Regions from separate parts of the Mus musculus genome. Here region 1 is linked to region 2. Evidence: chromatin contacts called from ENCODE Hi-C or POLR2A ChIA-PET data. All regions are on one chromosome and are shown on one strand. Each heading gives the region's core, a stretch centred on a gene start or an enhancer-like site at or near the end of the contact. The rest is flanking DNA. Distances are from core to core; before and after follow the strand shown. Region 1 holds the start of Pafah1b3 (platelet-activating factor acetylhydrolase, isoform 1b, subunit 3). Region 2 holds the start of Erf (Ets2 repressor factor).

Region 1 (3,756 bases), core at 811-3,310, 47 kb after region 2:
ACTGTGTCAAGTACAGCAGGTTTGCCACTTTTTTTTTTTTAAAAAAAACATTTAAAGGCAACGTCTTGTCATATTGCCCAGAACAACCCTTAGCTCAATTATCCTCCTGCCTCAGCCCTTCAAGTGCCAGGGTTATAGGCATGTGCCACCACAACCGCTGCCCCTTTTCCTTTGCCACTCTTCCAAGGCTCTCACCAGCACAACCACCCGTGCCTGGGGCTGCAGCTTGTTCACCAGTTGTACGATGGCTTTGATGCCACCTGTCACTTGTTCTGCTGTGTGGCTATGGTTGTTGGTGCCCACCCAGACCACCACAATCTGTGGAAAGAGTGACACAAATCAATAGTAAAGAAGCAGGCAAAAAAGCGGCTAGCCCACCACCCAGGCCTCCTTACCTTGGGCCGGATGTGCTCCAGCTCCCCGTTCTCAAGCCGCCAGAGTACATGCTGTGTGCTGTCACCACCAATGCCAAAGTTAAGTGCATGCAGAGGTGAGAAGAGCTCCCGCCAGATCTGGGGTCAAGAAATGACGTAGACACTAGCCACCACCCTCTGTCCAGGCCATTATGGACATATCATTATGGATTAGCCTTACTTTATGGACAAGGTCCGGTTAAATCTCAGCTTGACCAAATCCGGAATCATGGAACTTATTACTGCTTCACTTTAACCAAAATTCACAGAAGTTACGTTCATTTTATGAAGATCCTGTCTGCTTTAAGTATACACAGAGCTAATGGCAATACAACTGAACCTCATTGTGGGGTGGGGGGGAAAGCCATTGTAGCTAAACGTCTTAGGGACTTTATTACTGATAAAGTCTTTGCAGAATACCATTACAATCAACCTTCACTTTCTGTAAAGCTATTACAACTTCGAGTAAACCCAACAGGGGCTGTGCCCCACCTTAAACAAACAATGAAAAGCCCTCACCTGACACAATCTTGAAGGAACGCCTCAATTTAACTCGACAGAGACAAACCCAACCCGACAAACTCAGGGCACACACTTCATTCTCAGCAGACATGTACATGGGGTTCTTAGATTCCTGCTACCACGGGCATTTCTGTACCCCTTATCTTGTCTTATCAGGTTCTGGGCTTGAAGTGCCAGTGAGGGTGCATGCCTGGATGAGGAAGGAGGAAACGGGTGGACCCTCACCTCACATTGGTGCATTAGCTGAACCAAGGAGTCCCCGATAAAGACTACTTCGGGTTCCTTGTCTTTGCTGTCCGCTACAAACCGATGGTGCTGCAGAGAAAGCCAGAAAGAGTCAAAGGCACGCACGCTCCAGGCCCCGCCCCACCCCGCTGCCTCAGGCGGAACAACCCCAAACAACCCAAACCAGGCTGCCCACCTAGGTGAGGAGGAGGATGTCACGAAGCAGTTCTATAGACATACACGCCCCCCAAGCCCCTAACCCTGGGGACCACGCGCGGTCACTCACCAGAGACATCCAGCGCCCGTCACCCTGCACGTCTTGCACAGGCGTGGGCTTGCTGGCCGGGTTCTCCCCTTCCCCACTCATCCTCAGCACCGCAGCCCCCTGGGGATGAGAGTGGAGTCCGCCCGGGAAAGCTCCGCGAGGACGTGGATCCGCCACGCCCACCCCTACCTCTCGGGCCAACACAATGGACCGTCCTGCCGCGCTCGCTCGCGCGTAGGGCGAAGGCCGAGCCCAGACGCCGCCTCCTTTCGCAGACTAGAAACCGTCACGTAGGAAGGAATCCTCGCTCCCCTCCCCCGATGGAGGCCGCAAAGTGGGCTCGTCTGCCGCTTCCCGCCGGGACCCCTTGCGGCCACGGGGGCCCAACGCAGGGGGGAGGGGCAGGCGAGACCAAGCGGCACTCGTGGCAGGGGAAGAGGGGGCGCAGACAAGAGAGACACAACCCAGAGTGGACGGAAAGGGGCAGGGTACCTGTAAAGCCGACAGGGACCAGGGACAATCTAGCGCCCTCCGTCCGAGGAGGAAATCATTTGCTGCAGGGCCAGAAAACTCCGGAAGAGACCACCTACGGGGGTGTGTGTGTGTGTGTGTAACCCATTCACATAGGAGAGGGAGTGGACGAGCTCATTCCTAGATCCGCGGAGGGGGTGGCTCTTAGACACCTGGGAAGGGACGCTCCCATTTCTTACTGGTGTAGGGATTTGAAAGGAAGCTAGCCAAACTGGGCGGTGGTGGCACACGCCTTTAATCCCAGCACTGGAGGGAGCCAGAGACAGGTGGATGTACTAGTTCGAGGACAGGCTGGTCAACAGAGTTCTAGGACAGCCAAGGCTACACAGAGAAACTCCCGTCTTGAAAACAAAAACAAAAAGAAGTGAAGCTGGTGGAGGCAGCACCAGAGTGGCTTTGAGGGGACTTCCCTATTTAAAACTTTCTGTTTTCTTTTGAGATGAGATTTCACTCTGTAACTTTAGCTCTCATGGAACTTGCTATAAACAGCAGGCAGGCCTTGAATTCACAGAGATCTACCTACCTCTGACTCCTGAGTGCTAAGATTAAAGCTGTGTGCCACCAGGCCAAGCCCAACACTAAGGCTTTGTTATTGTTATTTATTATTTATTTGTTATGTATATGTATATACGTGTGTGTGTGTGTGTGTGTGTGTGTGTGTGTGTGTCTTTTTTAAGGTAGGGTTTTTAAGGTAGGGTTTTTCTGTATGACAGAGCCCTCCCTGGCTGTCCTGGACTTGCTTTGTAGACCAAGCTGGCCTGTAGAGTGGTGGTATTATAGGTATGTGCCACTAGACCCAGCTTCAACATTAGTTTTTTAGTGGTATAAAATCTCAAATGCATATCTTCATGCCTCAGAGGCACCATCAGATCTATGTGAAAGAGGTGCAGAAAGATCAGAAATTGGAGATGGCTGCAAGGCCCAGCCCAGGTCCAACTTGGCATCCGTCCTGCAGATCACCTTGCACCTCCTAGGCCTCTGTTCCTCTCTCTAGATACAAAGTTCCATCATCAACTTCAGGTGGGTGGCTCTGGACTCCAAATCCCATGTCTGTAGCCAAGGCCACTTTCTATCATCTTCTTTCTTTCCCTGGCTCAAACTAAACCCCAAATCGCAGTGTTTTCTCAGATGCCCAGGGTCTCCCTCACCCCTAAATGGCCTAGTTGTTTTCTGGCAGCCCCACCTAGCGACTGAACTTTCAAACCTATCCATTCCTTCTTGTTGGCTTGATACTAAAGTAGTGAAGAGTTTTATTTATTGTGTTCACATTCTGTCTCAATCTCTTTCCCTAATCTGGACCTGGCATGAAGTTATTACTAAACAAGTGCAGTGCTTGCAGAATGATATTAGTTACATTAATGGTCAGATCCTGGCTATCTCCATCCATGTGTTGGAGAGAGAGACTCAGACATGACTGAGAAAGGCCCGGGACTCTGAGGCTTTGTGTTTCTCTAGAACAGAACTTCTTTCCTGTGTGCTTGTTTGGAGGTACGGTCTCATGTATGAGATGACTTTAAACTCACCATCCTCCAGCCTCTACCATGGTGAACAGGGCTTCCTCAACTTTTTCTACTTGAGCCCCACTTTTGCCTGAGAAAGTTTTTGGTTTTGATTTTTTTCTTTCTAAATAGGAGGTCTTACTATGTAGCTTAGGCTACCCAGAACTCATTGTGTAGACCAGACTAGCCAAATCTACCCTAGTGATGGCAATAAAGGTGTGCTCAACCATTCCAGCCCAAGAAAGCTGTGTGTGAGTGTGTGGTTGTGTGTGAATTTGAGTGTGTGTGTGTGTGTGTGTGT
Region 2 (4,021 bases), core at 164-2,663:
TCCCGACCCCCTTCCTTGGCCCCAATCCCCTGGCGCCGGAGCCCTGCTCCGAGCCCTTTAAGAGCCGCCCCCACCCGCCGAGCAGGGAGGTGGGGTGGGTGGGCCGGTCGGGGCACACACCCGCACATAGGAGCCGGAGCCGCGGCCGCCGCCGGGGGAAGGAAACAAGTTTGAACAGCGGCGCCCGGCCCCCTTCCCCCTCCCCTCGTCCCCGCCCCGGGCCGGATTCCGACGGGGCAGACGGGCAGGGGGCGGCGAGGCCCCCTCCCCCCGCGCGCCCGGGCGCAAAGTCCAGCCTGTGCGAGCCCGGGGGCGGCGGGGGAGGGGAAGGGGGAAAGTCCGAGTGGGAGGGGGGGTTAATCCTGCTGCCCCCCGCCCGGCGATGGGGGGGGAGGGGAATCCTGGCCCCTTAAGGAGGAGCAACTTGGCGGGGAAGAGAGGGGCGGAGGGAAAAGACGGCCCGCTGAAAGAAGCGCAGGATCGGGGAGGGGGAAGGACGAAGGGAGAGCCTCTGCATTCCCCCCCCCCCCCCCATCTTTCCCACCCTCCTCAACTCCCAGCCTCCGCCCGCGCCGGAGGAGGGTACCCAAGTCTCCCCTGAGCCACCTTAAAGCCGCGCGTTCTAAGGTCGGAAACAAAAAGTTCCTTTTTCGAACGTTCGGGCTGCGCTTTGGAACTTTGCGACTCAGTCCGGGCGGGGGAGCGAGGAGACGGACGGGGGAGGGGCGGTGCAGCCCGGACCCCGAGTCCCGTGTTCCCCTCTCACGCCCAGCTCCAGGCCATCCCGTATCCCGCTCACCGGGTGCTGGGCACGCGCTGCCGTGAAGGTCACGGGCCGGACCGCGCAGCGCAGAACCGAGCATAGCGGGTCCCTGTACAGAACCCCCACCTCGCACCGCACACGTCCCGGCCCCCGGAGTGCAACGTGACAGAACGACAGGGAGGGGACTCTGCCACCCCAGTGATCCCGGGAGAACCCAGGTTGCCGAGTCCGGGAAGGGAAAGCCCAGCACCCGCAGCACCCATACCATTCCGAAAGGATCCACAGAATTGGGGCTCCCAGGCAGCACCCCAGCTCGCGCCTCTAGAAGCAACAGGTCTCGAGTGCTTGGGGGTCCCCAAGAACTGGGTATCAATCGGGCTCCCCAGAACCCCTTCAGCCCCCACCCAAAGTTTTCCCTCCCGGTTTCCCGGGGCAACAAGTCTCCCCCACACGTGCTGCCCCCGCCCCCACCTGTGTCCGCCGGGGTCTTCATGCTGGGGGGCCCGGGGCAAGGCGCCCCAACTCCGGGCCGCTGCTCCTGGCGCCCGCGTTGCCCCGTCCCGTCCCGCGCCCGTTGGGACGCCCTCGCCGCCGCACCCGGCCTCGCCTCTCAGAGCCTCTCCCCTCCCCGCCGCCGCCTCCCGGGTTAATATCGCACTCCGGGGCCGGGACGCCCACGCCCCCCGGCCGGCGACGTCACCGCCGCGTCGCCATGGAGACACTGTGCCCGCCCCCTCCCGCGCACTCACACACGCTTGCCGGCGCGCAGCCACTGAGGACCGGCCGGCTCTTGGCTTAAAGGGGCCGCGCGGCGGGGGGGGGGGGGGGGGGAGGAAGGGCAGGGAGGGGCTGGGGAGGTCCTGGGGGTCACGACCCTTCTTGGAGGCTCTAAGTCAGAAGAACTTAAGTCTTCAGCACTCAGTACCTGCTGCCTCTCTTCTGCCCTTTCCTGGCTCCAGAGTTTCTTTTGGGACCTTTTTGGAGGAAAGGAATTATATGAAGGGGGACGATCAGAAATTTTTGTGGGGAAGGGGCAGAGTCTTCTCCGCAGGGGGGCGGAGTCTGGATCTTGGAGGATGATCAAGAGCACAGCCATTTCCCAGCCTGAGTTTACCCAACCCCCTCAACCCCGAGCCTGAAAGAGGGCAGCTGTCCAGGGGTGGGGTGGAATGGGTGGGAAACATTTCCCAGCATCGGAAATGGGGAGGCGGCTGTACCCTCGACTCCTGTGGAGATGGGGTCTTGGCCTTCCTGATAGACCCAGTCCAGCTGGGGAGGAAGTGACCAGAATGCATTCGGGAGCCCCCACAATCACCACTGTCCCTTAGGCTGCAGCTGTCCTGGGAACGCGGCCGGAGGTACCCCCACCTCCACACTGGAGCAGGGGGTTCCGGAGATAGTGCCAGGATGCTGGGGGCGACCCAAGTCTGAACAAATGTGCTCCGGAGGAGCATTGGGGGTCGCCAGGAGAGAGGAAGACAGGGCTTAAGACCAAAGGCCCGAGCGTAGGGGAAGTGTTAAGTCTGTGTTCGCTGCAGCAGATAGGAGGAATGGATGGAGCCTGAGGCTCGGGAAACAGGAAATCGGGGTACCGATCGGATGCAGGTAGGCAGCCTGCTACTGGGTAGAGGGGAAGCAGAGCTATATTCTCATAAACTAAACCTAAACAGTCTCAGGGAAATAATGAAAAATAAACCAACCGGAGTTACCAAAGGAAGAGATAGGGGACTAGGAGACTGAAAAGATGATGAATCAGAGCCGTGAGATGCGGCAAGCAAGAGGGAAGGCCTATCTGGCTCAGGCTATAGGTGCTTAAGGCTTCAAACCCAAACTTCTCCGTTGTTGGGTTCCTATTCAGCCTTTAAACCAGCTCACGGGTGCTAGAGAGAAGTCTCATGCCTCCTCCTTAGGGAGACCATGGCCTCCAGGGAAGTGTCACCCCTTTGGGAATTATGTAACCTTGCCTACGGACAGTGCAGCTCCCCACGGATATTGTAACCCTCTGGGAGCAGCGTGGTCCAGCAATAATCATCATTGTTACAATAACAGCTCTCAATTCTTAGTGCTCACGATGTGCCAGGCTGGGAGCCAAGCATTGTCTGTAACATCTTCATACTCATAAAATCCCAATGAGGGGCCTGCTATTGTAACCCCTACCACAGATTAAGAACCAAAGGCTCTTTCTTACAGGGGAAATTAATCTGCCAAAGTCCTATAGCAAGGAAGTGCTGGGATCAGTATTCAAGGCCTGATCTGTACAATTCCAGTTTTGCCATTGTACTTCACTGTTTAAAATAGATCCGTAACACACCCCATGTCCCCATTTCCTGACAACAAAAACAGACTTGAGTGGCAACCCTACTTCTCCTACCCACTCTCTTACCTAAAACAACGGAAATCACCTCTTTAAGCCTCGTCTGTAAAAATGGGGCTATTTTTTAGGCCCTGAAAGATAAAAGATTATTATTAAAAACTGGGTTGTGGTATAAATGTACAGTAATAGCCAGGTGATGGTGGCGCACGCCTTTAATCCTAGCACTTGGGAGACAGAGGCAGGCGAATTTCTGAGTTCGAGGCCAGCCTGGTCTACAGAGTGAGTTCCAGGACAGCCGGGGCTACACAGAGGAACCCTGTCTCCAAAAACAAAAACAAAACTAACTAAATAAATGTACAGTAATAATTGGGATGGGGTAATAGCTCAGTATCTTTGGCATGCTTGGGAGTCCCTGTTACACTGCCAGCACCAATAATTAATTAAATAAAGCTATGCACACTAGCTCACTCCTGTAATCTCAGCTCTCATGCTGAAACCAGAGGACCGGTCCATTTTAGAGCCAGCCTGGGCTACATGAGAGTTCAAGGCTAGCCTGTGCTAAAACATGAATCACTGTCTCAAGAAACCAAAATAGGGAGGGTAGAGAGGTGGCTCAGCAGTTAAGAGCACCTCTTGCAGACAACCCTAGTCAGTTCATAAGACAGTATTTTAGGCAGCTCACAACTACCTGTACCTCCCACTCTTGCCAAATCCAATACACTCACCTATCTTCAGCTGACATTCACATTCACACACACACACACACACACACACACACACACGCATACACATTTTTTTTTCTTTTCTTTCTTTTTTCTTTTTTTCAAGACAGGGTTTCTATATATAGTCCTGGCTGTCCTGGAACTCATTTTGTAGACCAGCCTGGCCTCGAACTCACAAATCCACCTGCCTCTGCCTCCCAAGTGCTGGGATCAAAGGCGTGC

The links. A loop is a pair of places that touch in the nucleus more often than their neighbours do. ChIA-PET counts read pairs that join two places held with the same protein, here RNA polymerase II (POLR2A).
Region 1: POLR2A ChIA-PET joins it to region 2 with 16 read pairs in Patski. The contact joins the promoter of Pafah1b3 here to the promoter of Erf in region 2. A Hi-C loop is called at or near these places in 1 of 37 maps with a recorded cell type or tissue (left cerebral cortex). POLR2A ChIA-PET finds 5 or more read pairs at or near these places in 4 of 5 experiments (Patski and embryonic stem cell).

The regions. Positions count from the first base shown.
Region 1 is chr7:25,295,926-25,299,681 of GRCm38, forward strand. It overlaps Pafah1b3 (platelet-activating factor acetylhydrolase, isoform 1b, subunit 3), which reads right to left and starts at 2,061. Exons shown (of 5, transcript NM_001357350.1): 1 at 1,447-2,061; 2 at 1,161-1,250; 3 at 396-512; 4 at 196-318. The coding sequence starts at 1,527.
Region 2 is chr7:25,249,345-25,253,365 of GRCm38, forward strand. It overlaps Erf (Ets2 repressor factor), which reads right to left and starts at 1,414. Exons shown (of 4, transcript NM_010155.3): 1 at 1,235-1,414. The coding sequence starts at 1,256.